Regions from separate parts of the Homo sapiens genome. Here regions 1, 2, 4, 5 and 6 are each linked to region 3. The links are chromatin loops, found by intact Hi-C in ENCODE. Cell type or tissue: heart right ventricle. All regions are shown on one strand. Each heading gives the region's core, and the rest is flanking DNA. Links, peaks and the distances in the headings are about the cores only.

The links. Hi-C counts contacts between places; a loop is a spot of excess contacts. Peaks named below come from ENCODE experiments on the same cell type or tissue, not always from the same donor. Only the 100,000 strongest peaks of a DNase experiment are listed, where the experiment ranks them.
Region 1: a loop joins it to region 3, with 9 times the contacts of the local background. A loop is called at or near these places in 52 of 110 quality-filtered maps.
Region 2: a loop joins it to region 3, with 4 times the contacts of the local background. A loop is called at or near these places in 25 of 110 quality-filtered maps.
Region 4: a loop joins it to region 3, with 5 times the contacts of the local background. A loop is called at or near these places in 41 of 110 quality-filtered maps.
Region 5: a loop joins it to region 3, with 13 times the contacts of the local background. A loop is called at or near these places in 59 of 110 quality-filtered maps.
Region 6: it touches region 3 in a loop (2.1-fold over the local background); 9 of 110 quality-filtered maps call a loop at or near these places.

The regions. Positions count from the first base shown.
Region 1 is chr7:82,478,430-82,483,788 of GRCh38, reverse strand. No RefSeq gene overlaps it. Among named protein-coding and RNA genes, the nearest start is that of CACNA2D1, 37 kb to the right of the region's middle. In heart right ventricle, for the core only: a CTCF peak has its summit at 2,089 (motif pointing right); no DNase peak of the experiment used is centred there.
Region 2 is chr7:82,041,711-82,047,069 of GRCh38, reverse strand. The region is part of intron 10 of CACNA2D1 (calcium voltage-gated channel auxiliary subunit alpha2delta 1); the gene reads left to right. Among named protein-coding and RNA genes, the nearest start is that of CACNA2D1-AS1, 35 kb to the right of the region's middle. In heart right ventricle, for the core only: a CTCF peak has its summit at 2,384 (motif pointing left); a DNase peak (open chromatin) is centred at 2,364.
Region 3 is chr7:82,231,886-82,237,244 of GRCh38, reverse strand. The region is part of intron 3 of CACNA2D1 (calcium voltage-gated channel auxiliary subunit alpha2delta 1); the gene reads left to right. Among named protein-coding and RNA genes, the nearest start is that of CACNA2D1, 210 kb to the left of the region's middle. In heart right ventricle, for the core only: a CTCF peak has its summit at 2,611 (motif pointing left); no DNase peak of the experiment used is centred there; H3K27ac peaks cover 1,377 bases.
Region 4 is chr7:82,441,095-82,446,453 of GRCh38, reverse strand. CACNA2D1 (calcium voltage-gated channel auxiliary subunit alpha2delta 1) reads left to right here and starts at 2,677. Exons shown (of 39, transcript NM_000722.4): 1 at 2,677-3,089. The coding sequence starts at 2,995. RefSeq lists an enhancer at 3,672-4,235. In heart right ventricle, for the core only: CTCF peaks have their summits at 2,122 and 2,325; DNase peaks (open chromatin) are centred at 2,413, 3,273 and 3,583; H3K4me3 peaks cover 2,966 bases; H3K27ac peaks cover 2,652 bases.
Region 5 is chr7:82,569,873-82,575,231 of GRCh38, reverse strand. No RefSeq gene overlaps it. Among named protein-coding and RNA genes, the nearest start is that of CACNA2D1, 130 kb to the right of the region's middle. In heart right ventricle, for the core only: CTCF peaks have their summits at 2,619 and 2,825 (motif pointing right); a DNase peak (open chromatin) is centred at 2,821; H3K4me3 peaks cover 409 bases.
Region 6 is chr7:82,357,318-82,362,676 of GRCh38, reverse strand. All of the region lies in intron 1 of CACNA2D1 (calcium voltage-gated channel auxiliary subunit alpha2delta 1), which reads left to right. Among named protein-coding and RNA genes, the nearest start is that of CACNA2D1, 84 kb to the left of the region's middle. In heart right ventricle, for the core only: a CTCF peak has its summit at 3,021 (motif pointing right); no DNase peak of the experiment used is centred there.

The sequences.
Region 1 (5,359 bases), core at 534-4,533, 250 kb before region 3:
TTTCCGTAGACCAAAAAATGACCAAAGGAAAAGAACCAGAATATAAGTATAGTTTTGTAGTATACAGAATTATAGTAAATGCTACTTGGTAATTCACTTTTTAGCTGTTTTCTACCTTAGAATTTTTAAGCATACAGTTCTGCTGCCTGGGAAGCTTGTTCCCAACTTTCCATATGGCTAACTCTGAATTATCTTTCAGGTTTCAGCTTAAATATTATTTCCTCAGCAAAGTGTTTCCTACATGCCAAAATCTAAATCACATACTCCTGTTCTGATCTTCACTATATTCTTATTTTTTCTTCACTGAAGATATTTGTAGTCATATATTTATGTGTATTATTATTTATTTTACATCTTTCTAGAAGACTAGAAAGAAGATTCCTGGGGGCAAAGGTCTTATCTGTTTTAACTCTTATTAAATATACATCCAGGCTGGGCGTGGTGGCTCATGCCTGTTATCCCAGCACTTTGGGAGGCCGAGGCGGGTGGATCACGAGGTCAAGAGATCGAGACCATTCTGGCCAACATGGTGAAGCCCCGTCTCTACTAAAAGTACAAAAATTAGCTGGGCATGGTCGCGCTCGCCTGTAGTCCCAGCTACTTGGAAGGCTGAGGCAGGAGAATTGCTTGAACCCGGGAGGCAGAGGTTGCAGTGAGCCGAGATCGCACCACTGCACTCCAGCCTGGCGACACAGCAAGACTCCGTCTCAAAAAATAAAAATAAAAATAAAAATAAATAAATAAATAAACATCCAAATGAATGAAAAATCCAACTAATTTCAAAAAAAAATTTTTTTTTGGCCATATGTTAATTCTGTGGCACATAAAATGGAATAATACATATAGTTTTCTATGTGATTAAATACGTGTAGTTTCCAAGTATTATCATTGTGCAGTAACTGTACAATCTGTAGGCAATAGTTAATTTTCCTTCAATCAGAATAGCAAACACATCATAAGAAAACCAAGAAAACCTCAAACCTATCACTTACCATCTGATAACTGAAGACAGGGCAAACTTTAGTCTTACTGGGAAAATAACAAATATGTATATGCATGATAGAAGATAAAGTGATCCAAAAATGTAGTTATCAATGATACTACCAAATAGTAAATGTGACCAGGTGCAGTGGCTCATGCCTGTAATCCCAGCACTTTGGGAGGCTGAGGCAGAGGAATCACTTAAACCCAGGTGTTCAAGGCTACAGTGAGCTATGATGGTACCACTGCACTCCAACCTGGGTGACAGAGCAAGACCCTGTCTCTAAAATAAATAAATAACAAATAGTAAATGCTTAAATTCAGACTTCCCAAAATATTATTGGGGAAAAAAAGTGTTACTTGCAAAATAAAAAATTTTCTTACAGACTGATATTCTCCTCAAAGGGTCTTAGTGAAAAGTTAACTTGTGTGGTTGTTTGCAAACCTTTACAAGTATTCATTGCTGTTGTCAGTGATCCATGTAATTCAGGTAAGACTACTTATTGTTTGCTTACCTCACTTTTTGGTGAAAAATATGCAGTATCATATTAACACATATGATTGAGCTTTAGAACAACATTTTTAAAAAAACAAACATAGCATGTTTTTCCTCTTTCACCATCTTGTAGAAATCTGATGTATATTTCAAGCTTCCAGATAGGATTAGTAAAATGTGTAAGTTTATCCTTCTTTTGTCAGGTCCATAATCTTTTACCACTTTATTATGATTTTTAAATTGGTTTGCAGATGAGGGAAGAGTGTAAATCAATGAGATTCTGAAGACTGCCAATTACTTTTTCCCTCCATGAGGATTTTTAGAGCGTATTTTGGAGATATCGAACATTTAACCAAAGTACCTTAATAGAAAAGAGTAAGTAGATGACAGGACGTGTGACTTGATTCTATTAACATCATGAAAACAATAAAATAAACCCATTATTCTCTATTGTATTAAGAGCAGTATTTTAGCACAGACTCAACAACAGCAATGCATTAATATAGAGATGTGATTAAGTCATTTAGCATTGAGCTGTAAAACAAGTGTTAACCAAAGAAAGTACAACCAACTATGAGATGACTAAAAAGGGAAAATGCAGTATTGTCATAAGACCACTAGAGGGTGAAATGAGAACCATAGCCACAATTTCATGTGAAAATATTTCTGCAAAAGACTTCATTTAATCAATATATGACAATTTATTACATTTAAAACCATTATTTATCTTCACAGAATTTTACTATAAGAAAAATATCCATACTTATACTTGAGACAATTTATAAACAGAGATGAGTTGATGATTTGATTTCAGCCAGCTAACCAGAAATCACAGCTCTTCTACATGTTTAATGTGGCAACCATTTTGCTACCTACATTTAAAGCAAGTTATTTGAAAATAACCCAAAAGCTAAGACTTTAACATTCAGTTAATGTGATTATTTATTATTACTTAGATGAATCTAATAGATTTAATTTTAAAAATAATACTTATTTTAAATGTATGATGTCTGTTAATTTAAGCATAACCAGGACCAGGTGCGGTGGCTCATGCCTGTAATCCCAGCACTTTGGGAGGCTGAGGAGGGTGGATCACCTTAGGTCAGGAGTTCGAGACCAGTCTGGCCAACATGGTGAAACCCCGTCTCTACAAAAAAATACAAAAATTAGCCAGGTGTGGTTGCACCCACCTGTAATCCCAGCTACTTGGGAGGCTGAGGCAGGGAGAGTTGCTTGAACTCGAGAGGTGGAGGTTGCAGTGAGCCAAGATTGCACCACTGCACTCTTCCTGGGTGACAGAGCAAAACTCCATCTCAAAAAAAACTCTTAAGCAGAACCACACACTTGGTGACAGAATAGAAATTTTCTGGCAATTCACTTATGAAGAATGTTTAAGTTGATTATAATTCATAATAAATCCCAAGTTCACTGTTGTAAGTGTCACAAATGCTCATTGACTTCTTTGGTGTCTCCATTTTAGACTTATGGCTAATTTATATCAGATTTATTTAAACCGACTTAATTAAACTGATGCAGCTGGATATCCCTTGGCTCTTTTACTTTTAACCTGAAACTGCTGTCGGAAAATGTATACCATTCCATGAATATGCTTCCTTTCCAAATTTTACAAGTATTTACTTCATAGGCTCTTTATTATTGTTTTCGATGATGAACATATTGATGATGATGATGGTGATGGCTAATATTACTGAACCAGGTACTGTTCAGAGTACTTAACATAAATGAACTCCTTAAATGTGTCCAGAACTATTTTGAGTGTATACCATGAATAAAATCATCCAATCCTCAAAACAATTCTATGAGGTAAGTTCTATTATTATCTTAATTCTATAGATAAGGAAACTGAGGAATAGAAAGGTTTAGTAACTTGCTCAAGATCTCATGCCAATAAGTGGTGCAGGCAGGATTTCAAGTCTTGCAGTATAGACACAATCATCCCTTGGTATCTGAAGGGGATTAGTTCCAGGACTCTTGCAGAGTTCAAAATCCACAGATACTCCAGTTTCTCATATAAAATTGCCTGGTAGACTCAGCCCTCCATATCCACAGATATGGAAACTCCCACTACAGAGGGTCTGCTATACTAGAAGACTTTTTACTTCAATTATTTAGAAGTAGTTTAATTCTGCTACCTGGAAACAAGAGATAGTTTAATGTTATCAAGCTCTCATCTACTAAGATGCTATCTTGGGGCCGGGCACAGTTGCTCAAACCTGTAATCCCAGCGCTCTGGAGTTGGAGACCAGCCTGGGCGACATAGTGAGACTCCATCTCTATAAAAAATATATATATAAATTAGTGGGGTGTGGTGGCATGCACCTGTAGTCTCAGCTTCTTGAGAGGCCGAGGAGGGAGGATTGTTTGAGCCCAGGAGGTAGAGGCTGCAGTGAACTGTGATTATTCCATTATGCTCCATGCTGGGTGACAAAGCAAGAGCCTGTCTCAAAAAAAAAAAAAAAAAAAAAAAGCAATCTTGCAATTTATACCCATTTTTGGTTACTATTATTCATTTCTAGATGCTATCTTAGATTCATACAATCTTAAAATTCTCCAATGATATGACATGTATGAATATCCTTTTTCCTAAACTGTTACAACATATCACAATATTTTCAATTTTTTATCATGTCTAAATGGTGTATATAATATTGTCCCAGGTACGAAAAGAATTGACTCATATATTTTATCTCAGTTTTCATATTTGCTTTTTCTATTTTATAAAAGTTATATTAATATAGTTATTATATAATTATTATTTAATGATTTAATAATATTTAATATTTATGTAATAACTTGCATTATAGTTTTATTATTTGCTTTGCTTTGCTTTTTATGTAGTAACAATAATATTGATGTTGCTGAATGATAACCTGATATTGAAGCAGCTTGGTAATATGAAAGAAACCAAAGCCACTGGAAACCAAACCCAATGGACTAAATATCAGAAGATGGAGATTCTATTTCTGACTTTGCCACTTACGTCATATCAAGTAAGTGACAACTTTCTGAGCTCAGATCAAAATTTCTTAGTAATCAAAAAATATGTACCAATTAAAAAGGACTATGTGATAACTTATAAGTCCATAACATCATCAAAAACTTTAAAAGTTACTATTAAATAAGATGAATTATAATTAAAATAGTTAAATGTATTTTTGTCTAAAAAAACAAATAAATATCATACAATTTAATTCTGCTAAGTGTTAAATCCATGAACGCATAAAGAGAGGGATAAGTTTTGCAAAGAAGGTTGTATCCAGAATGTGAAGTGTTCTGAATACCTGTTTATCCTTGCTCTAAAGGAAAATTGGGGCCCACTGAATGTTTTGCAATAGAATAATGATATAAGACCTGCAATTTAAGAAAATTCTTTTTACGGCTCTGTTGAAGACAGACTATTAAGTGAGAATTGAAGAGAAGAAGGCCATTTGTAACAGGATAGGTAACAAATAGAATGTCTGCATGCAAATTATAGATTGTAATGATAAATTGCTTTACATTTGAAAAGAAATTCATATTGGTGAGTAAATTCAAATAAAATAGGTAAATGTGATTTTTGTCTATAGTTTATTGCAAATAAATTAAGCTATGTTTATAAAGCAAGTTGTTGAGGACAGTTAATCTATTAAAAGGTCCTGCTCAATTATAAACAGGTTTACTAAGATAACTTCACAACCCCCACTTTAGTGAATTCCTTTGATCATTTAATTTTGAAAAAGCACTTACATAAATTTCCATAAGTGAATAATGATGTTTTGATTAAGTGCTATATATTTATCTACTTATTAACATTTTAGTAATATGATTAGCCATAATTTAACAATCCAATACCCTTCTTGGCTTGACTTCAATGTAACAACA
Region 2 (5,359 bases), core at 725-4,724, 190 kb after region 3:
AGATGCAGGGGGATCCTAAATTCAGTTTACATTTCAAGTAAAAGAACAGCATACTTTCAATGGCTTCAAATGTTTTTAAATGAATATGATTAGAGAATTATAAAATTTTCTCTATCAAAATATAAAAAGAATATATTAAAAATGGTAATTGGGACTTATTCAGAAATCCATCCAAGATTTCAACAAGGTAAACAGACTAAATATAGGTTACATCATGATTTGAGTTGTTTGAAATATTTGTTTAAAAATGAAAATATTTATTGAAATGTTTGATGAATGATGATTTACATTTATAGGCAAACACAATTCGTGTCTTTATAATTATAGGGAATTGTATTCCATTTTATCTACTGGTGCCATTTTTTAGACATATACAGAATTTATTCCATATTTACATTTTTGTCCTGATTGTTAAACTAGCTGATGTAAATTATATAATTTTAGAATTTGAAGGGCTTTCCACCTAATCTAGAAAAACCCTTTATTTCAGAAAGGAGCAATCTGCAGCTTAGGGGAGATAATTGAATCAGTTTTGGCTGTAATGCTTATTAGAGGCAAGGCCTGGACTAGACTTGGTTTTCCTAAATTGATTAAAGAAGAGATAATTCATTCTCAATATGTTTCTTTTTTTATACAATGGACCAAGGAAACCGCAAACCAGCAGCCACTGTTGGGAACAGCACCGTCAACTTGAAGAGTGGAGTGGCCAACTCCATGAGTGTCATTAGTGAAGATATTTATGTCTCTGACTGTGAGAGGGTGACCATACCTTCTAGTTTTCCCTGGACAGGGATTAACGACAGAAATTAAAATCACATTCACAACATTAGCAAAAGTCATGAATTAACTAGCAGTACTTTTAGTAATATATTTAGGACCTATATTAAAGATAGAGAAAAGAGTGTGAGAGATATATTTAAAAGATTTGATATTTGGAATTAATGAATAATTTTTCCTGGAATGAAAAGGATACCCATGTGAAGATAGCAGTTTTTCTAATTTACTCATGAGAGCAATTTTAATTTGACAAAAATTTCTAAAGTTACTGCAGTAGGAAGACAGTTGTGAAGAATATCACATGACGGGATGTGGTAGCTTTCTCCTCTGTTATTAAACTGTAATTGAAAATGATTAAAGACCTTAGAGAAAAGTGCGTCAGGGAATTTGCGCTTGGGGTTGAGCTCTGAATCTTGGTTGCTGTTTGACTCTGAACACTTTAACATCGTACACCTCATTTCCTCAACTATATAATGGGAAGCCTATTAAAACTAAAACTGTAGCTTGTTGAAAGTTAAACAACTTAATGGATATCAAGTGTTTAGCCTGGCACGCAGGTGATTCTCAATACATGTTAGCTAATACTTTTTAAAATTATTCATATTAAAAAGCAAGCTCATGAAATAACGGAGGGACAAAGGACTAAAAAATTACAGAAATGTATTCAAAATCTTAATTTGTTGTAAGGAATGTATCATGAATGAATGTATCATAAATGGGAAATTTCGCTATTTGTAAAAACAAATTGCCTAATTTTGTTATCACCTCATAGTGTTGGGGAAACTAAATTCCACCATGACTATATACCAAAACCCATGAAACATCAGTAAGGTTACAGATGAATAATTTCCTGACTGATAGACGGTTGATTTTCTAAGTACAAAACTCTTTTAAGAAATAGTAAAGGAATAGGCTCATAGGTTTAGATTAAATAGTAAGCAACAATCTGGAAAAACAGAACTACACAAAAATTAATATATGAGAAGGGTCATTTTGCTAGCAATCAAATTCAAATAGTTAAAATATTGAAATATTTTTATTTACAGTTCAGCAAATAAAAAATGGGAAGTGTTTATGAGGCTGCAGTGAAACTAGCACATATATACTTTAAATTGGCACAAAATTTTTGGAAAGTAATTTGGTAACAGATAACCTAGAAAGCATTTTTTTCTATTAATCTGGGCTTTTCTATTCATTTATTGACTTCTGAAATTCAAAGACATACTAAACATACAAAAATGCAGCTAAGTCACAGTAGCAAATGAACCAAAGTCCTGACTGCAGTTATAACATTTCACCCAGACATTGAATTCTAAACAGCCACTTTATAAATCTTATTTCTTATCAGTTTTCCAGAAATAACTCTTAACTGGGAATGTATCCACATATGTAAGAATAAATGTTATCAGCTATTTTATCCGGATTTTAGAATAATCATTTTCATATAATCTCTTATAGTCCAAATCTACTATGAAAAATATGAAAATCAAAATAAATTTTGAAAGTTTTTTAAAAATAGGAATAAGTACATAAAACAAGCACAGCCAAAATTTTGGAGCGCACAGCCTCTGGTCATTTTCCTTTTATTTTCCTGCATTGCCATCTGGTGGCCAAAATGTGGATAGTGTCTGATACCATAATTTGTGTTTGTACTTACTAATATGCAAAATTTTATTGTTTCTTATTTAAATTATTTAATCTTACAAAATATAAATTTGTTGTGTATGTTATCCATCATAGTTAACTTGTGTAAATAAGTGTACTAATATTATTTTAATTTAAAAAATCCTTTTCCAAAGCAGTCAGGTCTGGATTTGAATTATTATTTTTGCTGATGATTACATGGCTTGAGCCAACAATTTTGCACCATTATTTATTTTACATGCCAGAAATAGAGAAAATAAAACATTAAGACATGTTAAGTAATAAATATTGAACAATTTTTTCAGAAACTATAGTTGTGTCCTATTTTTGCTTCTTAAAAATGCTTTAGGACTAAACAATGTACAAAGTACCCTAAAGAAAGCCTGCCTTTAAACATTTAGAATCCATACATAGGAGAACGGTCTTTCTGAGGGGAAGGGATGCGAATTAATAGACATGTTGAGAGCTGGATACAGTGGCTCATGCCTGTAATTCCAGCTGCTTGGGAGGCCAAGGTGGGAGGATCACTTGAGGCCAGGAATTCGAAACCAGTCTGGGCAAAATAGTAAGACCCTTTCTCATTTTTAAAACTAAAAATAATTTTAAAAAGACAGGTTGAGTGGGCAAATAATAAATGAGCTACTTCTCTTTCACTGAAGTTTCAAGTAGAATATGTGACCTTAAGAATGTCTTTTGTCATTAATTCTTAATGTTTCCAGTGCAGAACTACTTGACTGCACTAAACCATTCAAAGGAAGACTTGGTACTCCAAGAAGATGTGTTCTAGTTGCCATTTCCAGACAAAGGGCACTTCCCGTAACTTTCTGCTTCTTTGACTTGTAGCGTGTATTAAGGCAACAGGAATATTTCATTGTTTGTATCCTGACATAATGTGATGACAAGCAGAGTCCCTCTTCTCAGAAATATTTTATGGAATGATTTCATATTCAGCAGGGGAAATTAGAGCAAAAATAGAGACTGCCTTTACAAAACCAAAAGCTTGGGTTATTTCATTTGAGATACTGATACTTTGTTTTGACTGGAAAGCATCTTTCAATTTGTGTACCTGACTGGGATATTTAATAAGAAGTTTCTTTGGAAGTATTGAAATGCATTGATCATAGTTTTATCAGAAACTGTTTCAAACACCAAACTAATGTTTGAGGGACACTTGTATCATCCTGTTAGTGAACTTTATTTCAAGCTCAATACAGCTGAGGCAGTTTATCTGAATCTTATGAATTAGGAATCTGTTCTAATTTTAGTACTGAGTATCCTAATCCTTTTTACTAAAATAATTTTTAAAACAATAGAGTTGCCATTTAACATCTACTGTATGTCAGACTCTATGTTAGATGTTCTGTATATCTTTATTTGAGTATTTTAATGTCTATTTGGACAGAGTATTTGTACTTTTGAATGTACAAGTTTAACAACATATTGCAGAGCTAAGATGCAATTCATCTACTTATAAATCTATAGCTTGATTATTGATTAACATTTTACACTGACTTCTAATTTCCATAGTTTGATTATTGATCAACATTTTATACTGGCTTCTAATTTTCTTAAAGTCCACATCCAAAGAGTTTAAACATTTATCCATTATTCATTTATTCAGTAAATATTTATAGCATGTTTATTACATGCCAAGTACAGAAAATGCAGTGGTGGTGTGGACATATTCTCTGGCCATGTGGGCTAATAATCCAATAGAGGGGTCTATTTATTAAGCTAGGATACAGAGAAATATGAAATTATAACTGGTGCTCTGTAAAAAAGAGATAGATTTAAGAGAGCTTAGTATTGGGTGACTTAATCTAGTCAGGGAAGGTCATGAAAACTTTCATGAGGACTGAGTGAAGAAGGGAGAAAAAGTATTGTAGGCAGAGGAACAGTACATATAGTGGGAAAAAGTGTTTTTGGCAGAAGGAACAAGAGATGTGGAAGGGCAAAGGAAAGAATGCCCCAATGCTGGAGTAGAAATACAAACCCTCCAGGATTTTTACCCCAGATGCCCATGTTAACACACGTGCCTTCCTATCTAAACAGGCTAACAGAAATTGTCCTCAGCAGTTCTAATGAGTGACCTACTTAGTTGAATTTTCTGGGATTGGAAAAGGAATCAATGTGATGTTAGTTTGGATTTCTGACTCTGTCATGTTAAATACACACTTTTACAAGAAGTATTTTCTTAATTGATGAAAAAATCAGAGCTCCTTCAATCTCTTTTCACTCGCCATATACCATTTCAAAGTTCTGTAATATATTTGCTATTACACTTTTGCTCTAAGGTTTTTAATATGTGGTTTTAAATTAGTATGTAGGCACGTGTTATCAAAGACTGCCACTTCAGCCCATGAAAATTAACCTATTTTTAAAACATACATAATACGATATAAGCTGATGAGTCTAAGATATCTGTGAAATATAGTCTTATCTGATTGTAAACTTTCAAATTTCTCATCACTTTCCTAGGAGAGTAAGATTTGCTATAGGGAGTTATACTTTGTAAGTTATTCCTTTCTGTACATTATTTGTGAGTTTTACTATGAGTGCAATTATAGTAATTCTGTTATACACTACTGAATATATATTTAATGAATGAATTTACATTTAATCAGTTTGTGTTAAAGTCACTTAATGAGATGCTTCACTTTTCTGTGTTAAAAGCAGGTCAAGGCCAACTGAAAGACTCTGAGCAATACATTATTCAGTGCTCAATTTCTGCATAACTTGTACCTTTATGGTGATTCATGGTTTAAATAAGTCAGTTAATAATATTTCCTGTAACCATTTCTAATAATTCTCTAAGGTCACTTTACTATTAATGTATTGGCAAACTGTATTTTTACTTACCAATACAGGGAAATGCTAACATTTATTTGTTTTGAAAATGGAACATGTAGAATAAGCTTGCATCCAATAACCAAAGAAT
Region 3 (5,359 bases), core at 617-4,616:
AGTTTAGTATTTTGAAATGTATTAAGAGTGGGAGACTTGTAAAATTTTTTTTAGAATTTAGAACATATTTTTTTCTGGTCTTTACTTTTTACATAATTTATATAAGGGTTGGGTAAATACCCAGCTATTTAAAAAAGACACTTTAAATAAGTACCAGGTTATAGAATTACTGTGGTAATTTTTAATTTTACAAGTGCTGGTTTATGATTTAAGTGGATCCATTAAAGGATATTTTTATTTATAATTGGATTAAAATACTGAGTTAGAAATGTAAATGGATTTAACCATGGTTGAGGAAGGAGAGTCTCTTTAGTAAGTTCCTAGTAATTGGATTATTTATTATTTTATTTCAGTCTTCATACAATTTTAAAATTTAGAGTTAATATCACCTACAGTAGGTGGTAAATTAGTTTTATGGCATGAAAATCTGCCGTAAGTGAGGAAATATTAAGAACATGGTGAAATAGAGCTTAAAAATACTGTTTTTTCTTCTACTTTTGTTATATCAAGTTATAGGCTTTTATAAAAAGCTCAATGTAAGAAACACTACTAATAAGAAAGGGACAAAAGCTTTTAATAGCTTTGGTTGAATTCTCCATTCTAATATTAATCAGTGAAGAAAATGCTTACTCTAAGTCAATTTTTCTGATATACATTTGACTAGTGAAGAGATTAAATTATGAATGTCACATTTAATTTAAAACTAAAGAGAGAAATAGCACTATCACAGGGAATGTGCTCTTTTGTGAATGTCAAGTGCAACTTGTTGAAGGTCTTTTGAAAAACGTGTAGGAGAGATGTTGTTGTGCATTAGTTATGCATGTCTAGAGTACCTATCAGTTTGGAATACAGATGCCATATTATACTATTGACTACCACTGTTTTTAATATAGGTTGGGCCCTGGAATCACCCTCTGGTTTCCATTGGAATGGACTGAGCCTATGCCACCCTAAAACAGAATGGATCCAAAGGCTTTTAAAATTTGTGCAGAAAATAACATTTGGCCTAGGAAGTTGGGTTTCACATTCTATAATTCGCTATTTATTGGTAACTTGTTACGAGTTTCTAGAGAGGATTTTTCTCTTCTCCGTGGTTGCTTTTTCTTTTCAAATATTGGTTTCCCTCGACAAGGAAGTGCTGTGTAACTGAGAATTTTGCCAAATGTTAGCCTACTCATTTCTGTTCACTCCTTGGCTTTTCACATAAGAATATGGGGAGGGTTAATAGGCTTAATTTATGTATACCTCTTCCACAGTTCATGGGCACATAGTCATCCGCATATAGAGCAGGTGATGAGTACATTTCCATTAGATGAATGAGGGGAATGAGTCATGGAAATATCCATTTCCTTAGTACAGAGACATTACTGGGGTTCATACACTGTAACATTTTAGGACTACATCCAGGCCATTCTTGTCCTCTTCTGTATTGTCCAGTTGGCTTGTCATAATGTTATCTCAAAGCCGAAATATCCTCCAACCACCAGAGTAGTTAGACAATGGTGCTTGGCATTTGAGGAAAAATCTTTAAAAAATGAAGGAAATCCAGATATTATAAAAACATGAGAATGAATATGAAAGATATGGCATGAAATTTTAAAATTAGAAGAGTCTAAGAACTTGCATCAATATTGTTAAAAGGATGAATACTTCTGTTATTCCAGCATTTATTATTACTGTTATCAACATTTTGCTTCCTTGGTATAACAAAATTTAAAGTGATAATGTGAGGATGGCATGAGCGACTGGAAATTTAAAAGGATCATTGGATATAGTGTGAATTCATAATGTGGCCAGTGCTTTAGAAGCAGCCTGCCCCTCCCATCAGGGAAAGTTCATTTGCCTTTGGTGAGGATTCTGGATAACATCTTTGAAGGCACTAAAGTATTAACACAGGGCCACAGGTGGAACAGCTGGTTTAGTTCTACTTTATACTAGCACTTGTGTGGAATATTTCTTTCAGAAGACAAATGTTATATTTTTATCTGCAGAGAGGAGTTTATTTTGCCGAATGTACCAGAGAGAATATTTGAACAAAACGTTTATTGCTTTGTATAGTTTACCATTCCAACTGTTTTGTAATTTTAATTTTAAAAAAAAAGAACATAATTTAAGCATATCATTGTTAGATGTTATTTTCCTTTTTTAGTGTGCTCACTTAGCCAGGGGAGCATATTTTGGTAATTTTACTCATTCTCAAATTTCACCTCAGGTCATCAGGTTAGCACAGACTGGAGGTGCATTTATTATTTCCCAAGTGATAAATCGCAGCACTTGAACAATAGTGGCTTTATTAATAATTCTCACAAACGATCATACTTAATACTAATTCTGTTTAAGGTAGAAGTCTGTTGTGAGTTCAGAAGGTACAGAGATACGCCTGTTTTGGAGACAGAAGTAGGGAAAAGTATCTTGCTTCAAATGTGTAACATGTATGGGGAAAACCCATGTGTTTCATATTCATTTTACTTTCAAAAATCAGGTTTGTATGTTCCTAATTGTTTTCTTATGTTTACTTAATTTTTGAGAATGGATTGATTTTATTTTCAATGTTATCTGCTTCCTGGCATGCTTAAACAATTCAAAGAAGATAGCTACGGCCCCCTTGTGGTTAAATGATATAAAGTTGTCAAGATGGAAGAATAGCTATTTTTTTTCTAAAGTGATATTCTTGAAAATTCTAAGGCTGTGGCTTAAAAATCATAAAATTGTTACAGAGGCAATAAAGACATCAGTTGCTTATTTAATCAACATAAAGTCAAACATCCAATTTTTTATGTAAATAGGTAACTGTTCAGGCTGATTTGAATAACATCTGCATAATTACTTTCCTTACCCTACCCTCTGTGACATTTTAGTTTAGATGTATGGGTAAGGTAGTAAAAAATATATTTTTTAGGTTGTTGAATCTTAATTATAAATAATCTAATATTTAAAACCTATTAATATAGGAAGATGTGACACAGCATATATTATGTATGTGCTTTTGATAGTTAAATCCTAACATTTTCATTACAATAATTATCTAGTTCCACACATAATTCATTTTATCCTCCATTAGGGGAAGCATCTTGAACCATTTCAGAGAAATGTAAATTTCAGAGAAAAGTAAATTATTGAAGATTTTTCTCCTTTGTTTAGTGTTTTATGTTCTACATAAGGATTAAAGAAGTTGCTATCAGGAAGTGTACATTTGAATGCATACTTCAATTAATAATTTATCACAAATGGGATAAGTAGTGGCTCTTTTCACAGTTGTGATAAGGCTTTAAATTATTTATATCAAAAAGATGTTGAGTTTGAGGGTTTGTATCCTACCTATGGAAACAACTTTATATACTTAGAAAAAATAATCAGGATTTGGGCCAATTGCCTTCTAAAATAGCATGTGAAAAGCTATATAAGATTGTTTAATATATAAATCTTTTGACTTAAAATATGAAAACAGATGGTAGTGAACTAAGCAGGAATAAATCCTGTTATGCAAATATAACTACTCTCTGCGAGTTGTTTTAGGGAAACATAATCTTTTTAGTTTTGATGTGGTTGTAAGAGTGGGGAAAAAAAAAGGTCCTGTATAGTATGCGCCAACTGATAGGTATTCAAAGGTTGTCCCTACTAGTGCCAATTTGATATTACTATTTTCATCTGGTGTACTTCACTTGATCTCATGGGATAAACTTCTGTCTTCAGGGAAGAAATGGAAGAGGTAGCAGAAATTAAATGAATACTTCAATAAAGGTCACAGAATTTATCAGAGCTTTGCTAGATGAAAAAAAAATCTGTGAAGGCAAAACTAATCTCTGGTGTTAAAAGCATGATTTCTGGGATAATGGTAATTTCTGTTTTTTGATGTGAATGCATCATATGAATATGTTTACCTTGTTAAAATTTATACACTTTTCTGTATGTATACTGTTTTTCAGCAATAAACTGACAAAAAAGAGGAAAATAATATTTGTGAACACTGGTGGAACATTGTAGAAATGTTCATGTTGTGAAAATAGTAATATGTCAAGAATAAAATAATGTTTGAAATATAGTTTTATGTAGCCATCACTATATAACACTTTATAATTAATTCTTTCACCTGAAATAAGTTTTATGAAGTGATTCTTCTTTATAATTAACCCAAAGTCAGAAAAAGTACAGTATCTCCCAAATAATCAGTTAATTACTTCCCCGTTATAAGAAATTTGCTAGCTGATTTTCAACGTTTGGACACGTCTGCTTGAAGGCAATCCTGGAGTATCTGTGTAATTCGTTTATTAATTTTTTATGTATTTAGAATGTTTTAGTAGAAACAACCTGATCTGTGTTTTACCTTAAATCTATGTGACCTCAAGCAAGTCTTTTTTTTTTTTTTTTTTTTTTTTTTTTTTTGGAGACATCTCGCTCTGTTGCCCAGGCTGGAGTGCAATGGCGCGGTCTCAGCTCACTGCAACCTCTGCCTCCCGGATTCAAGCAATTCTCCTGCCTCAGCCTCCCGAGTAGATGGGACTGTAGGCATCTGCCACCATGCCCGGCTAATTTTTGTATTTTTAGTAGAGACGGGGTTTCACAGTGTTAGCCAGGATGGTCTCCATCTCCTGACCTCGTGATCTGCCCACCTCGGCCTCCCAAAGTGCTTGGATTACAGGCGTGAGCCACTGCACCCGGCCAACCAAGTCTTAATATTAGAATCTCAATTTGTAAAAACAGGGGCAATTATTATTTACTTCGCAGCATTAAATTAGATGATACTGAGAAAGCCCATAGTACAAACTATGGCATATGATCTATTTTCAACTAAGTTTAGCTTTTTACTCTTTTTCTCTATGGAAATCTTACCTCAATCTACTGTTGAAAATGGATGATTTTTCTGACTTGCCAGCAGTACAAAAAGGCGAACATTTGTTACTTTAAAATATGCATCATTTAACGAAAGCATTATCCAGACAAATCTTTATAGATGGTGGTTAGCAATGTGATGGGTATAAGCCAAATTAGAATGGTTTCCTAATTTGGGGTGCTATTTCTTCACATTTTAGTATTCTGACTATTTAAATTTGTAAAACTGGCAAAAATTATTTTGGAAAGTAAATTTGTTTTAAAAACAATAAATATACACATACTCTTTGGCTCGTATTCCTATTGCTGAGTATTTATTCTCAGAAAATAATTTTAAAAGTAGGAAAAATACTAAAAAGCCACAAAGATGGAATAGTAAAAATCTTTCTGTGGTCAAAATGTCACAGAGTAATAAAATAGAATGACAGTTTATTGTGGGTAGGGTATTACATAATTTAAAAACTAATATTATGAAGACTTGGTTATAATATGGTCAGTGTTCCTTGGGGAAGAGTAAAATGTAAAATGT
Region 4 (5,359 bases), core at 597-4,596, 210 kb before region 3:
CTAATTAAAATATTTCTTCTTAAATGAATAGTAGATACTGATTTGCGACTTCTTGCTCATTTATAACCTGTAATATATTAACTGTATTTACTGCACATTTACATCATTTACTATAACAGCTTAACAACAATCCTTATGATTTGTCAACATGTTGAACAGCAAATTTATCGTGATTAAGCAAAATTTTATTAAGATTAATGGGATATAATCTGATTTTAAGGGAATTTTCCAAAATAACAGAACTGAGCTGAAAAAATGCATTGTTATGGGTATAGTTAATCCAACAGAAACCTAATGCTATGTTATGGAAATGGTCTTCTTTTAGCTGTCATACATTTAAAAAAAAACCACATTTTGAATATCCTCAATAAGAAGGTTTAGATTGGTAAAAAGCAATTAATAGCAAACCTCGCAACAGAGTATTAAACAATGATTTAGGCTCACAGATGATAACCAACCCTTTCAGTAAGAATTGTAGAAGCAATATCTTTCCTCAACAGCTTCACATATTGGAGAACTCAGTGCTTCAACAGAGTGATCCAAAGAAATTGAGATTTGGCTCAAAGGCCAACAAAGTTAATAATAAAGGCTGACTTACCTTCTCTACAAGCTTATTACATTCTTTTATTCTTTAAGCCCTTTCTCCTAAAGATATAAAATTGGAAACAGTGTACCATAGTGGGAAGTCTGGAGTTGATGTTGAAATAATTGACAGAATATATAACAATGGTATTTTTAGGTAGTGAGGCTATTGATACCAACATATCACATAGACAATAATGGGCATCTCTAATTCTGCTCTTCTTAGTCCTCATGCTGGGGAAGAAAGTCTGCTTTTGAATTATTAAAAATGGAAGAAATGATGGATTTGACTATTTACTTATCTAATTTTGGAGTGGAATGCTATCTTCAGTTATATAAAATATCCCTCCTGAGCTGTAGTTCTCAATCCCATTACATCCCACTTCATCCCTCATTTGCGCAGCTCCTGCTGCCACAGTATCCATGCCTAGCATAAAACAAACTAAGTTAAGTCACGGTGGGGTGCCTTTTGTGAGGCCACTCAGAGTAGAAAGAAACAAAGAGCAAGACAGAGATGCGAAGAACATAAAGAAAACAAATAAGGCATTAAAAAAAGGAGAAATAAGTGGGAAGGAAAAATAAATTCACCAGGCTAAGCATCATAAAATCACACACGCTCTTAAAATTTGGCCAGTAATTAATAGTAGTAGTATTATTATTAGTCTTTGTTTTGGGAGATTGCCTTCAGAGAGCTGGAAAATTCATTTCGAATTAATAAGGGTCTTTTTCTTTCAGAAGCATCTCCTAAAAATAAGAACGGGCTAATTAAAAATCTGACAGCCACCCCGATACTTACAGAATTTTTGCATATGCAGGATAGTCATCACAAATTGTATTCTCTGCACGTCATGTCAAAAGTATTCTCATACACTACTAGAGGGAGCTTAAGAATTTAAGGTGTGCAAGAATATATTTCTATCTTTGGCCCACCAGGGCCCTCTTGTAGGAGGCCTGTGTTGGGCGGGAGAGGCCTAGTCGCAGACCCTGTCTTTTCAAGGAGAAAGCCCGCCACTGCTTCCTCTGAGTCTGGAGATAAAACCAGTCCGGCATTGCTACTCCCTAGCTCTCTCCCCCTCCCTTAATTCCTCCTCTACATTTCAGGCGCATTTCTCAGAGTGCCACCTGTTCCTGCTGCTTACCCTTTTCATGCCTTCGCATTGACAAAAGTGAGCTCACCCTGCGGTAACCTTGTCAGGCAGGGCAGGCCAGTGGCCAGAGCAGGGCGTTAGGACCCTTTTGGAGGTAGTCCCAACTGGGATGCTGCAAAGCGCTTCTCTTACTACTGTCCTCCCTAGATGCAGAATTCGTCCCTCCACCCCTCTGTCCAATGGAACCACAGGGCTGGGAAGATTTTACAGCGTCAGTACTTCTCTGTCCGTCCACAGCCCGGTCCCTGAGGCTCTGTCCTCGCCAGGTGAGCCGAGCAGTACCTGGGCGTGGGACCGCTGGCACAAAGGGCACCCAGCCCCGGCAGAGGCTCTAACCTATGGCACACGCGGGCATATAGTGCCACCTGGTAGAGAGTCAACAGTGGTGCTTTAAAATGCAATACAAACCCCTCCTACATTTGTTGTCAAATCACTTCACGATTCCCAGGCAGGCACTGGATTCTGCGCCTGGGAGTAGGGCTGGGGGGGAACGCTGCCTGCATGTGCAAAAATAACCCCCGAAGACGCGAGCCAAGTCCTGGGTTGGAGCCTCTGCAGCCTGTGGATGCCCGCTGGGCGGCTGGCCGTCCCCCGGGAGCCCCGCGGGGCTGGTCCGCTCCGCCTGCGCACGCCGGGCGGCGGGAGCGAGCCGGCGCCGACTTTGGGAGTTCCTGGCTGCCTTGTATGGAGGGCTGCTCCCGGCCCGTCTCCGCCCGACTGCTCTGACGCCCAGCCCTCCCGCTGCCCACCCCCAGCCGCCTCCCTCTGACTTGCCTAAGAAGCCAGACGGAGCCTCTCGCTTCCACAAGTCTCTCTGCCTGCCATTCCCCGATTCCTGCAGCCACCCCCACCCTCCAGCGCCGTCACCCCTCCTCCGCCCCCGCCCCCGCCTCCGCCTTCGCCTCGGCAATCGGGGGAATAAATCAGGGAGGAAACCGAGAGGGAGAGCGAGAGCGCGCGAGCGCCGGCGGGCTCGCCGAGGTCTGTTTCCAAAGTCGCCCTTGATGGCGGCGGAGGCAAGGCGGCCGCGGCGCGGAGCAGCCGACGCACGCTAGTGGGTCCGCCCGCCACCGCCCCTTCCTCGGCGTCCGCTCCCGCCCTTGCCGTCCCCCGCGCGGCTCCGCGCCTCGGGCCCCGGGCGCAGCCAGCCCTCCAGACGCCCGCGGTCCCGGCGGCGTGTGCTGCTCTTCCTCCGCCCGCGGTTTCCAGCGCCGCTCCTTCCCCCGCTTGGGCAGGGAGGGGGCATTGATCTTCGATCGCGAAGATGGCTGCTGGCTGCCTGCTGGCCTTGACTCTGACACTTTTCCAATCTTTGCTCATCGGCCCCTCGTCGGAGGAGCCGTTCCCTTCGGCCGTCACGTAAGTCGGCGGGCCGGGCAGGGAGCGCCGGCCGAGGGGCGCCGCGGGAGTTGGGGGTGGGGGTCGGTTCCCGAGTCGCGGGGCTTTTCCGCCCGTGGGGGTGGGGAGCGAGCGGCCGGGGAGCCAGGCTCGGATGCGGAGACGCCGGGCAGGCGGTGCGCGCCGCTCGCCGCTGGAATGCGTCCCGAACCGGCGTCTCGGGCGCCTCCACGGGGCCGGGCACTGGGGGCCGACTGTCCCGGGAAGCGCCCGCCGACGACTCGCGGCGTCTCAGCCCGTCTCTAACGGGATTCTCTAGACTTCAGAGTGCAGCCGTACTGGGGAAAAAAGTTTCCAGCCAGCTCACCCGCTCTGATTCAACCCAGTTCAATAAAAAGTTATGTTTTGGTTGGGTAATTTACAAACAGGTAATTTCAGGCTTGCCGAGGTAGCGTGGACTTCCCCCGCACTTGGCCTCGGAGATGCTCTTTAATTGCTGTAGTGCCCAAACTCGTTTTATCCCACGTTACTGGATGCACTTGACAGCCTTCCGATTAGACGCGTGCTGGCTCCCCGCGGCCGAGCGTGCTGTCCACGCAGGGGGCTCGCAGGTACTGGGACCACGCGATCCAACCTCCCCAACCCATTATTTGAAACATCTAAGTGTCGGCAGACACGCGGTCCCTGTTCTTCAAATGAATAGAGCCTATTCTTTGAAGGAGGGACTATTTCCAGTCTCCTACAAATTTTCTTTTATTTTTACCATTTCTAAAATAACTTTTAAAAACCTCGCTGCTGTTCTGGAAATAGAGGGCTTATAGGTAGCTATAGTCACACCACAGGAAGGGAATGAAAAATAATAATTCTCTCCTTTCTTAGCAAAATAGAATCAAACTCAATGGCACATATAAATATATACATATTTTTTAATGCACCGAATAGCCTATCCGGCATTCTGGGAAAGCATTTATTTTGGTTCTTGGAGCTTCTTTAAAGCTTCTAAAGGTAGGTAATCTTAAGTGGATGAGTCACTTTAATGCATTTTACATAACAAAAACAAAGCCCAAGGTAGCTTTCCCGGTATTTATGCTGCTGGGAATTACTTGCTGTCCTTTGTTGGCTGAGTGCTGAATACAGGAGTTTTTGGTGGAAAGTAACAGTGAATCTTTAGCGGTTGAAATCCTGCGGCTATTATTTAAGATTCAGTTTTAAGTATTTATTACCTTAGGTGTCAGTGCAAGAATCTGGAGGATGCACATTCTATCCCGGAGAAGGGGAGTGTCTAATTTTTGTTGTCATTGAGTTACAGTAATGTTCCTCTTTAGATAATCTTCCATAAAACTGATTGCAGATCCTTTTTGTTATGAAGCAAAAGGGTAAATGCCATCTGGAGATCTTCGTTTAATTGGCAGGATGTTCCAGTCAGATATTTTTAAACATAAAAAGAGTAAGAATCACCCTAAGGATGCTTCAGAATTATTTACTCTTATTAAGGCATCACACTTCCATTTAATTTTTTAAGTCTGTTTGTTGCTTGGCCTGTAAAGTGAGAACTCAAATGAGTCGCTTGCATTCTGTGTCAAATAAATAAGTGGCTCTTTAAAAAACAATCACTTCCTAAATGTGTTCCGATTACTCATTTTTACAGTGTTGTTTTTAACTGACAATTTATCAATATTTTTATCATGGGAGGGGATACATCATCATACCATTGGGGAAAACTACAACAAAATACAACCTTTTATTCCTCAACATACTGTGGTAAAATATTAATGTAAAAATCCTTATTGTTAAGAAGAACATCTGCAATAATGCTTTCCTAAAATTATAAGTAAATCAATTTTCATGGTCAGAAATTTACTAGACACAAGAAAGAGTATATATAGTGGGTTAAAATGGGAAGTAGGACATCACAATTTCTTTTCTTTGGAAGGATCTGAAATTTTTTTTAACGATGAAAATTCAAGATATTTTCAAATTATATAAGACATTGATTATTTAATGAATGAAATACTTAATAAAAGGTTTTGTGGAGCGAAGTCAATCTCCTGTAGGTAATCTTAACAATATTTTTGGAAGCCTTCTGCATCTTCAGTTTTTCATTTGAAAAGTTAGTAACACTGTCTTCTGAGGAAAGAACTGATGGTTGACATTTGTACTTCATGTTAGATTTCTGAATAAACTTTATGAAATTAAAAAATGCAATATTTTTCATAAAGATGTGCCATTTGCTTTTCTTTCGAGAAAAGAATTCATATGCACTGTTTAATCAGGACAAATCTCAAATCTTT
Region 5 (5,359 bases), core at 598-4,597, 340 kb before region 3:
GCTGTGTCCCCACCCAAAATCTCATCTTGAATTGTAATCTCCACATGTCAAGGGTGGGACCAGGTGGAGGTAATTGGATCATGGGAGCGGTTTCCCCCATGCTGTTCTCGTGATAATGAGGGTGTCTCACAAGATCTGATGGTTTTATAAGCATCTAGCATTTCCCCTGGTTGCACTTATTCTCTCTGCCGACACCCTGTGAAGGATGCCTACCACCATGATTGTAAGTTTCCTGAGGCCTCCCCAGCCATGGGAAACTGTGAGTCAATTAAACCTCTTTTCTTTATAAATTACCCAGTCTCGGGCAGTTCTTTATGGCAACATGAGAACAGGCAAATACAGTATATTAATACCAGGTAGTGGGGTGCTGCTGTAAAGATACCTGAAAATGTGGAAGCGACTTGGGAACTGGGTAACAGGCAGAGGTTGGAACAGTTTGGAGGGCTCAAAAAAAAAAAGACAGGAAGATGTGGGAAAGTTTGAAACTTCCTAGAGACTTGTTGAACGGCTTTGACCAACATGCTGATAGTAATATGGACAATGAGTCCAGGCTGGGGGGGTCTCAGACGGAGATGAGGAACTTGTGGGGAACTGGAATAAAGGTGACTCTTCCTATGTTTTATCAAAGAGACTGGCAGCATTTTGCCCCTGCCCTAGAGATCTGTGAAACTTGGAACTTCAGCGAGATGATTTAGGGTATCTAGTGGAAGAAATTTCTAAGCAGCAAAGCATTCACTATGTGACTTGGATGCTATTAAAAGCATTCAGTTTTATGTATTCACAAAGATAAAACATGGAATTGAAACTTACATTTAAAAGGGAAGCAGAACATAAAAGTTTGGAAAATTTGCAAAATCCATTTTGAATTTAGACTTGCATGGGGCCTGTAGCCCTTTTGTTTTGGCCAATTTCTCCCATTTGCAAAGGGTGTATTTACCCAATGCCTCTACCCCCATTGTGACTAGGAAGTAACCAATTTGCTTTTGATTTTACAGGCTCATAGGCGGAAGGGACTTGCCTTGTCTCAGATCAGACTTTGGACTTGAACTTTGGGGTTAATGCTGGAATGAGCTAAGACTCTGAGGGACATTGGAAAGGCATTATTGTGTTTTGAAATGTGAGGACATGAGATTTGGGAGGGGTCAGGGGTGGGATGATATGGTTTGGCTGTGTCCCCACCCAAAATCTCATCTTGAATTGAAGTCCCCATGTGTCAAGGGCAGGACTAGGTGGACATAATTGGATCATGGGGGCAGTTTCCCCCATGCTGTTCTCATGATAATGAGTGAGTCTCATGAGATCTGATGGTTTTATAAGCATCTGGCATTTCCCCTGCTTGCATGCATTCTCTCTCCTGCCATCTCGGGAAGAAGTTTCCTGTTTCTCCTTTGCCTTTTGCCATGATTGTAAGTTTCCTGAGGCCTTCCAAGCCATGCAGAACGGTGAGTCAATTAAACTTCTTATCTTTATAAATTACCCAGACTCCGGCAGTTCTTCATAGCAGTGTGAGAAAGGACTAATATAGGTAGGAAGCCCAAGAGCAGGGTGCCAGCATCCACCTGACTTCAAAGCATGCTCAGGTGCTGGTGAGGGCCCTCTTCTGGCCTGGTAGATGGCTGCCTTCTCACAGTGTCCTCACATTCAGTCCATAACTGAGAAATGCCGTTATTGGTTATTCAAACAGAAGGAGTTGCATACATTCACCTATTAAAGAGGGAACAAATGGCTGGGGGCTGTGGCTCACACCTGTAATCCCAGCACTTTGAAAGGCCAAGGCAGGTGGATCGCTTGAGGTCAGGAGTTCGAGACCAGCCTGACCAACACGGTGAAACCCAGTCTCTACTAAAAATACAAAAATTAGGCTGACATGGTGGTGTGCGCTTGTAATCCCAGCTACTCAGGAGGCTGAGGCAGGAGAATCGCTTAAACCCAGGAGTCGGAGGTTGCAGTGAGCCAAGATCGTGCCACTATACTCCAGCCTGGGTGACAGAGACTCCATCTCAAATAAATAAATAAATAAGGGAACAAACTCCCTAACAAGGTGACTGCCTAAGCAAATATAGTTACCTCTCTTCCTTCTCCAAATCTCTTTGAAAAGATCACAGAAATGTACAAATAAAACTAAATTCAATTTGCTGGTAGAAAGCTATAAAATATACAAACTATATAAATAATAAAATTCAAACCACCACTCCACCAGCAGCCAAAAGCAGTGAAGAGATTCTGGAAGTTCTGAAGCAAACAAGCCAACACTGCTGTGTATAATGAAGAAATACTAAGCTGAGGAACTTGCAATGATTACAGACAAAAAAGAATGAACCATAAAAAGGGGCTGGGTACCCAGCAGAACCTTAAATAAAAGCCCCAGACAGAGACAATGAAAACTGGAAGCCTGGTCAGCTAGGAAATTAATGAAGGGAAGAAAAAACTATCTGCCTCTGCAAGAGTAGATAACTCCAGCATTGGCCTCCAGCCTTAATTCAGGTTAAGAATCAACCAATCAACCAATACTTTATGGATGGGCATACATTCAGTAAAATGCTGTGATAACACCAATTTGGATATAATGTGAATGGGAATTGGCTGCTGCACTCCTCTCATCCTCCATCTGAAAAAGTGGGAGAAATAGTGGATCCCTTCATCTCCAATATTCTCCTGGGTCAGACTCTCCTGCTGGAGAGTCTGGGGAGATGAAACAATTGTAAACTAACTAGGAAGTTTCAAAATCGCTAACGCTATCCTGGAAGTCCTTGGCATCCAGACACAGGAACCAAAATCAACTGCTTGCTTTTTAAACCAGAGCCTAACTTCCACCAGATGGCGCCAAACCACAGCAGGGACTGAAAGGAATGGGGTTAGATGCTGCAGTGAAACCGCCGGAAACGGGTCCTACTGCAGCAGGACACAGAAATCTGAATGAAAGAAACCCCTTATTTTATGCGATTGTATTTTTAGGGCGCACTTCTCGGGTTATGGCAAGGTTTTTCTATAATTAGAATGAATGGTTCTTCCTCACTGCTTCTATACAAATATTTTCTTGTTAGAAAATAGGCACCTGTGAAATTTAAAGGTCGGTTGAAGCTCCCTGACTTTTCCGCTAAGGCTTCCAAATATCCCTTTTCAACTTACGCGATTCAAACACCATGATTGACCATGCGACTGTATAAAGTTTATTTCTCATTCTATTCGTTTTTCCAATTTTAAAACTACAAAAAATTAGAGAAAATTTTATTTATTCCCAGAATTGAACATGTGTCAACTCAGAGTATAATAGTGCTAATCACTATCTACATTTAACTTAATGTTGATTAGCCAAGCAGTACCCATGTTACCAGTGTTCATTATGTTCAAAGTTCTCCAAAGAATGATAGACTTTAATTAACATTGCAAGAAGCTCTGAACGTTCAACCTTCCCTCTACAGCTATTAGGAGTCTACTTCTTAGGGCTTTGTCTACATAAGGCAAACACTCCCCAGAGCAAATCACTGTTCTCTTCTGGCCTCATTTCAACAGAAAAAGCAGGGACCATGAAAGTCCTAGTGGCCTGCTCTTGTTTAAGCAATATCTGTTGAAAATAATGGAAGATCTTACCTTAGAACTTAAATACCTCTGTGATGGTCTTCACTACCACCCTACTAACATGATAGAAAGCCAAAATGTATTTATAAAACCTCTTTATATTTTAATATTTTATTGTAAAATTGATTCCTGAGTCTCCAACTGGAATAAAATATTACTGGTGTATAATTATACATTTGAAGCAAACATTTATAAAATATTTTTTAAATGCTGCACTGGAAGTTTTCTTAGAAAAAATAAAAACACTAATTTTTTTATTTTTTATTTTATTTATTTATTTTTTTCCTCGAGATAAGAGTTTTGCTCTGTTGCCCAGGCTGGAGTACAGTGGTGCAATCTCAGCTCACTGCAACCTCCATCTCCTGGGTTGAAGTGATTCACCTGCCCCAGCCTCCCTAGTAGCAGGTGCCTGCCACCACAGCCGGCTAATTTTTGTATTTTTAGCAGAGACGGGGTTTCACCATGTTGACCAGGCTAGTCTGGAACTTCTGACCTCAAGTGATCTGCCTGCCTCAGCCTCCCAAAGTACTGGGATTACAGGCGTGAGCCACAGCACCCAGCCAAAAACATTAATTTTAAAACTGAGAAATCTGCTATATAGAAAGAAGTTGTTGAAAAATTATACCAAATTAGTGAAAGAGGAAGAATTAGAAGTTAATGTTTGTGCTTATCTCCTTATGCCTGTGTCTTATACCAGCAATTTAATAGCTTAACAGGAGACCTTAGGGAGAGTGAGGAGTTATCTAGTGCCAGGTGGAAAAAATCCCTCTGATAAGTTTCATCATTGCCTGAATCTCGGTTTAAATTAATCTGATTCCCATCTTGTGGAGGCTATTAACAGAGAGATGACCGTTTTGTTGGTAGAAAAGTAAAGTGGCCAATATCACAGCCACTGAAACCAAACAAATCTCACTTTGAATTCAAGCTCCCTGATTTACTTGGGTAATCTTAGACAAATTATTTAATCTCATATCTGTTTCTCAGTTTCCTTATCTTTAAAAGGGTGAAGCAATAGTATCTCTTTCATGAGACTAGTCTGAGTATTGTATGTGTTTATGGTAGAGTCGGATGCATAGGAAATCTACAATAGTGTGTGTTACTCTCACCGTCATCATTGCTATACCAATCATCCCTGTGATGTTCATTCTAGTGTAAGTAATTCCAAATGCACTTATAATCATTTATTATATCAGTAAAAGGTGAATACAAAATCTTCAAATGCAATTGAAGATCTCAAGTATTAGGCTTCTAAACCCTCACTAAAGTATATCAAACGAAACTAATGGAGAAGAAAAGATGAGCGCGATGAAGATATCACATATAACATTTACTAAAGACTAATCATATCAATGAGGAAGAGTGAATAGCAAGTTTATAAGTCATGGCACTATTTAACTCCATTTGAAGAAAGCATTTTTTGAAGCGTGGTAGAACTTTATTATTGTTACGTTCATTAGAACTGAGAAACTAAGAAACTATTTATGTATTAAAATAGAAACTTCAAAAAATCACCTTAAATTCCACTCTCTGAAGAGAGCCAAATTAAGTACGTATGCGTGTGTATTCTATAAACTTTAATGATAAGATATTGATATATAATCTTTCATACTCTTTTCTATACATCTGTAAAGACTTGAAGAGAACAAGGGAATAGGCCATATGGCTAACACAGGAAATGGTGTTCAAGGCAGAGAAAATAGTAAGTACAAAAGTCCTAAACTGGGAACATGCCTAGTGTATTCTAGGAACATTGAGGTGGGGACTGTAGCTGAAGTAGATG
Region 6 (5,359 bases), core at 531-4,530, 130 kb before region 3:
CCTGATATGATCAAGAGACATGAGAGGATAAACCAGAGCTTTGGGAAAATACATGTAGGGTAGTTGAAAAGACAGTTCTGCAGACAGCAGGAGATGCACTGAAGGGCCTTTTTTCCTCCATTACTGCAGGTGACCTAAAACAGGTAGTGTGAATTCTAATGGATTGCATGTGCTCAAGTCCTTTTGTATTTCCTGAATGGTGATAAAGGAGTCCATTCAGCCTCTCTTCTACAGAAGGAACATTTTGAGAGAGAATATAAGGGTTGTCAGGCCTGTGGGAGGCTGCTGAATCACATATGATTCACAGATCTAGCCTCAGAAATCTTTAGACTTTAACGTTACAATACAGGGTGGTCCATTTTAAAACTGCTTGTTGAAATCTACGTTGGGATGTGCTCTAAATGGAGCACTAGGAACAGTAACAGAATGACTAATAATGACAAAAAAATTGGGAGACTGCAACAATTCATTTGGAATGTTGATGTTTAATTCATGTTACTGGCTGCTTCATGATTCTTTTATATTTCATAAAGATGGTGAGTTACATGGGCGTGCCATCTTAAGCAGGGACCTCAAGCTAAAATACCATTCTCTTTTCACCGGAGCTTGTTAAATGCTTCCTACCTGTATCTGAGATGATTGAATATGATTCAGTTTTCAAGTCTTTGCTTCTAATTATGGAATAATTATTTGAAATATGAAAGATATAAACATCAACACAAATGAGGCTTTTCATGAGATCAACTATTGTGTTTTAAAGTGTTTATTTCACATTTTATGTTAATAATTTAAATTCCAGTAACCATCTTGACATTTGCTACCCCATAAGAGAGAATATAGCTAAAACTGTGATTTTTCTCTTTTGTTAGTATTAGCAAATTATATGATACTAAATATTTAACTAGAAAAATGTTTAAAAAAGCCTTCTCCAATAACTGTACGTACATTAGTCATGTCTTAAAGCATGTTTTTAATCTACTGAGCGTATGATATGCAAGCTTCTATTGGATTTAGTTATACAAAGTGCTTTTTCTGCCTAATATTTTAATATTTTAAAAAATTTAATTGCCTAGATTTTGACCTGCTTTTCAACATATAATACATTAAAGATCGCAATTATATAATTTTTTTAAACATTAGCAAATGTTTCATAATTTGAAACATTTAACAATTCAAATTAAAAAATAGTTGAAAACATGACCAAGAAATTAAAAATGACTTCTTTTTCTGTATTACTTGGACATTTATATAAACTTTGCACTAATGGTTCACAGTTTCTGAAAGGGGTTATTGGATAGTGCTCAAAATTGTAACTTTTTTGCCATTTGATAAACATTATTTTTAAACACAATTCTCATTGTTATTTTTACTGCATTAATGGTGAAAAACAGTTTGGTAAAAAACGTAGTTTAGGTTTTCATTTATATTGAGCAGGTTAGGAAAGGGAGCTGGCTGTAATTCCTATCTAAGAAACAATCTTCTGTTTAGAATGTTCACTGTGCTCAGACCAGCAGAGGGGAACATAAGGGCAATGTATATGCTGCTCAGGCAAAGAGGGTCAAAGAGAACCGTGTTCTGTGAGGACAAAAAGGTTGAAAGCAATTAAATTGCAATATATTTTCTGAGCTAGAAAGATGTTTACCATCTCATATTTGAAGGCTTCATTCCTGTTTCTCTAGAATCATTTACTTAATGTTAAAAAAATAAAAAAGTTGAAGATGGACTAACTTGGCAATATTCTTTTCTGATGGTTTTCAGAAAGAGAGTTATTGTCTTTCTAATTTGCAAGTTAATATATTTGCTTTGACAGCTTTTTGATTGTTAAATAAACCCTGTCTTAGAAGAGCTGTCAGCAAATTACACTATGGGCTATATTTAAAAGAAGTGCCACATGAGTCAATTTGGGTCCTGGTTTTATATTCATACATTTGTTTGTATATCTGAACCTGCATCATAAAAACAATGAAGGCCAGCTGAAATAGTCATATTTTCTATGCATATTGAAGGACTTAATGTTGCTTTTAGAATATTTTATGTTCATAAACATATCAGGGCTGTCTCTCCACCTAACCTGCTATTGTATGTCAAGTCTGTTTGCATGTTATAAATAATATCAGAATCAATTGCTGTGGACCTAATGCATAACACTGAGGATGTCTTGTTATGTTAATGAAAGTAGTACAACTTCTGGTTGTAAGTAAAATAAATGGTACTTGTTTAATTTGAAAATACTGATGAAAACTTAAAAATGTAACGTGAGGAAAAATTATAGCATTTAGGTAATTATTAATATGCATGTATTTCCACTGAGATGTCTTAAGGAAGAACCTACTTAGGTATTCTTGTTTTTAAATCTTCATTTTCTAACTGTAACAGCCTTTTTTCTTGCCATGTAAAGAAAGACTTCTGCAAATGTTATTTTCTTTCTATCAATGAAACAGACTTTGAACCTAGGGCTATGACAGTCTATAAACTAGAAAACAAGAGGTATCTCCAAGTTCTGATGAGAGGAGAGTTGAGGGCTACTATCTGGTGGTTTAACAATGAAAACCAAACCATGAATCAGATCATGGCACCAGTTAGCATTTATTAATGGAGTTATACATTCTTGGCTTCTCAGGGCAAACTGCTCTGCCACTTACTAATTTTGTGTCCTTTGGTAAGTAACTTAACCGCTCTATGCCTCAGTTTCCTCATCTGTAAAGTAGGACTAATAACGGTATCTACCTCAATAGATTTTTGTGAGAATTAAAGAGTATGTTCACAAAGCATGTTTAGAACAGTTCCTGACATATAGGTGCTCAATAGATATTACCTGTTGTTTTTTAAGTAGCCACTGTATGTTCAGAACTGTGCTAGATAGTTTCAGAACATGATAAGCTATGGCCCATCCATTCAAGGAAATTAAATATTGTTGGAGAAATAACACTGATATAAAACAGTATGTCTGTATGTGTAACATTTTGTAGGACAGGCTGTACATATTTTAGATACTCAGAGAAAAGAAAAAATTATGATAGTTTGAGGACTTGAATTGGCCAGAAGAGGGACCTGAAGCCCAGACTTGGGTGATTTTCAGTAGCTGAAGAGGATTCGAGAGGTGATTTCAGTTTAGTAGAAAGAAAACGTATTTAAAGAGCATGACAAAGCTGACATATTTGTAAAACAGTTCAGTGCGCTGGACTGGAGATACTGATCTATATGGGGAAGTAGATTCACCATTTAGGTTAGAATCCAAAAGTAGTAAGCATTGGAGGATTTTATAGTATTGGAAATATTATGAATGATCAGCTAATAATTCATAGAAATAAAGAAAATAAGGAAATTTTTACCATGACATTAAGTAATATCATGGTAATTAAATAATAATTAAATACATGCTCGAATTAGGCTGAAGTAAATTTTGCGAACAATTTGCAATGACTGAGAAAAATCACAGATAAACCATAAAGGGAAAGATCTTCAATAAAATGAATGGAGATTTTGTAATGAGCAATTAGAATTTTAGCTCATTTGGTTCATAGAAACACCAGCAGCAGATTGTGTGGCCACGTGGGACACCTCGGCTGGCATCAGGCTACCCGGGACTATGCTAGAGGTTGTAACTAATTGTGATGTGGAAGGATAAAAAACAAAACCCTCAAGGCTTCAGGGAACAAATCTCATGTATGAGAACACTCCCCCAGCTAATCCATGGAACTATGTTACTATCAACCCCAAAGTATAATTTTTATTTGTTGTCTTGGAAGCTGGAAGCAAATTGCTGCAGCTGAGGAAGAAAATAAAGAAAAGATGAAAAAAAATACTTGGATAAAACAAAAATCAATCCAAGATAGTGGAAAAGAAGATCTCATGAAAATAAATTTAGATCTCATGAAAAGAAGATCTTATGAACAAAAGTAGATCTCATGGCCTTTGAGATCTATGAATATGAAATTTGTAATGTGGATTAACTGCACACTCACACAGATGCACGCACACACACACGAGCAGAAAAAAAAAACAGAAAATGAAGGCAGAGAAACATGAACAGCTTAGGAATCAGAGTTTAGTGATAGTCTTTTTTCCTACTCTCAAGTACTTTACCTTTCCACTGATTAGCATGAGTACATCCTTTTCTGCCTTTCTTACAGGATTACTCTAGTCAAAAATGGAATACTAAAGCACTTCACAAGTTGAAACAGCTTTCTAAAAACAGAGCAGCAGTGTTATTGAAAATGGTTTAAATTGAGAATAATTTCAGGAACTAACTAACATTTCTGGCATGACACCCATCTCACAAACAATCCTACGATTTAATGTAGATAACAAGCACTCCCTTTATACCAAAACAATTAATTGTATACTTATCCATGTTATAAGAAAAGCATATTTAGCGAAATTTCATGTCTAGGTTATCTAAATCTTTGGCTTACTTGTGTTATTTTTACCCAACTACAGGAACACTGTGGATGGTTTATTATATAACAAAAATAGGAACAGTTTGGCATTGGTAGGGTATTTATAGCAAGTGGAACACTAGACTTTTGAAATATATGAACTTATTACTTCAGATTTGTGATAAGCTATTTATGCATCAACACAATTGAAGTGGTCAGTTTGTTAGATCTTTTGATATTTAAATTTTTCCCCAGCTCCACAGGGCATAACTATGTCTCTTATTTGCTTCGGTTAAAAATAAACGATTTCTTAAAAATAGTGGCAAAAAGCAGAGAACTGCCTTAGGATAGGGCTCCGAGTGGTACAGACATCTCACTTTCCCACTATCCCTCCTATAAATCCCTTACTGTAACAAGCCCTCTTTTTTTTTTTTTTATTATACTTTAAGTTTTAGGGTACATGTGCACAATGTGCAGGTTTGTTACATACGTATACATGTGCCATGTTGGTGTGCTGCACCCATTAACTGGTCATTTAGCGTTAGGTATATCTCCTAATGCTATCCCTCCCCCCACCCCCCACCCCACAACAAGCCCTCTTCCTTTCCATTTTCTCTGTGGTATAGTTCCCATTCCCTCTTTGTCTCTGTGACAATTGCTAGTGGAATAAATTGGGAAGGGCATGGAAAAAAAGGTCTGTTTCAATATTCTTTTCTTACAAATCTGTTTACACACATTATTATTTTTTCCAGAGGACTTATCCACATCAAATATAGGAAGGAAAGACAGTTTAATCTTGGATAGGACCTATTATAACAATTCTTAGCTATCATTTTGGCTGCATTGTTCCAACCAGGCAAATTCTCTCTTTAGCTTAGGATTTAAAACAATTAAATAGATAACTATGCACACTGGACACTTTGTACTCAACTGTTATACTTTTACAGTAGATTACACAAAGTGTAATTTGTGTTTTTCTG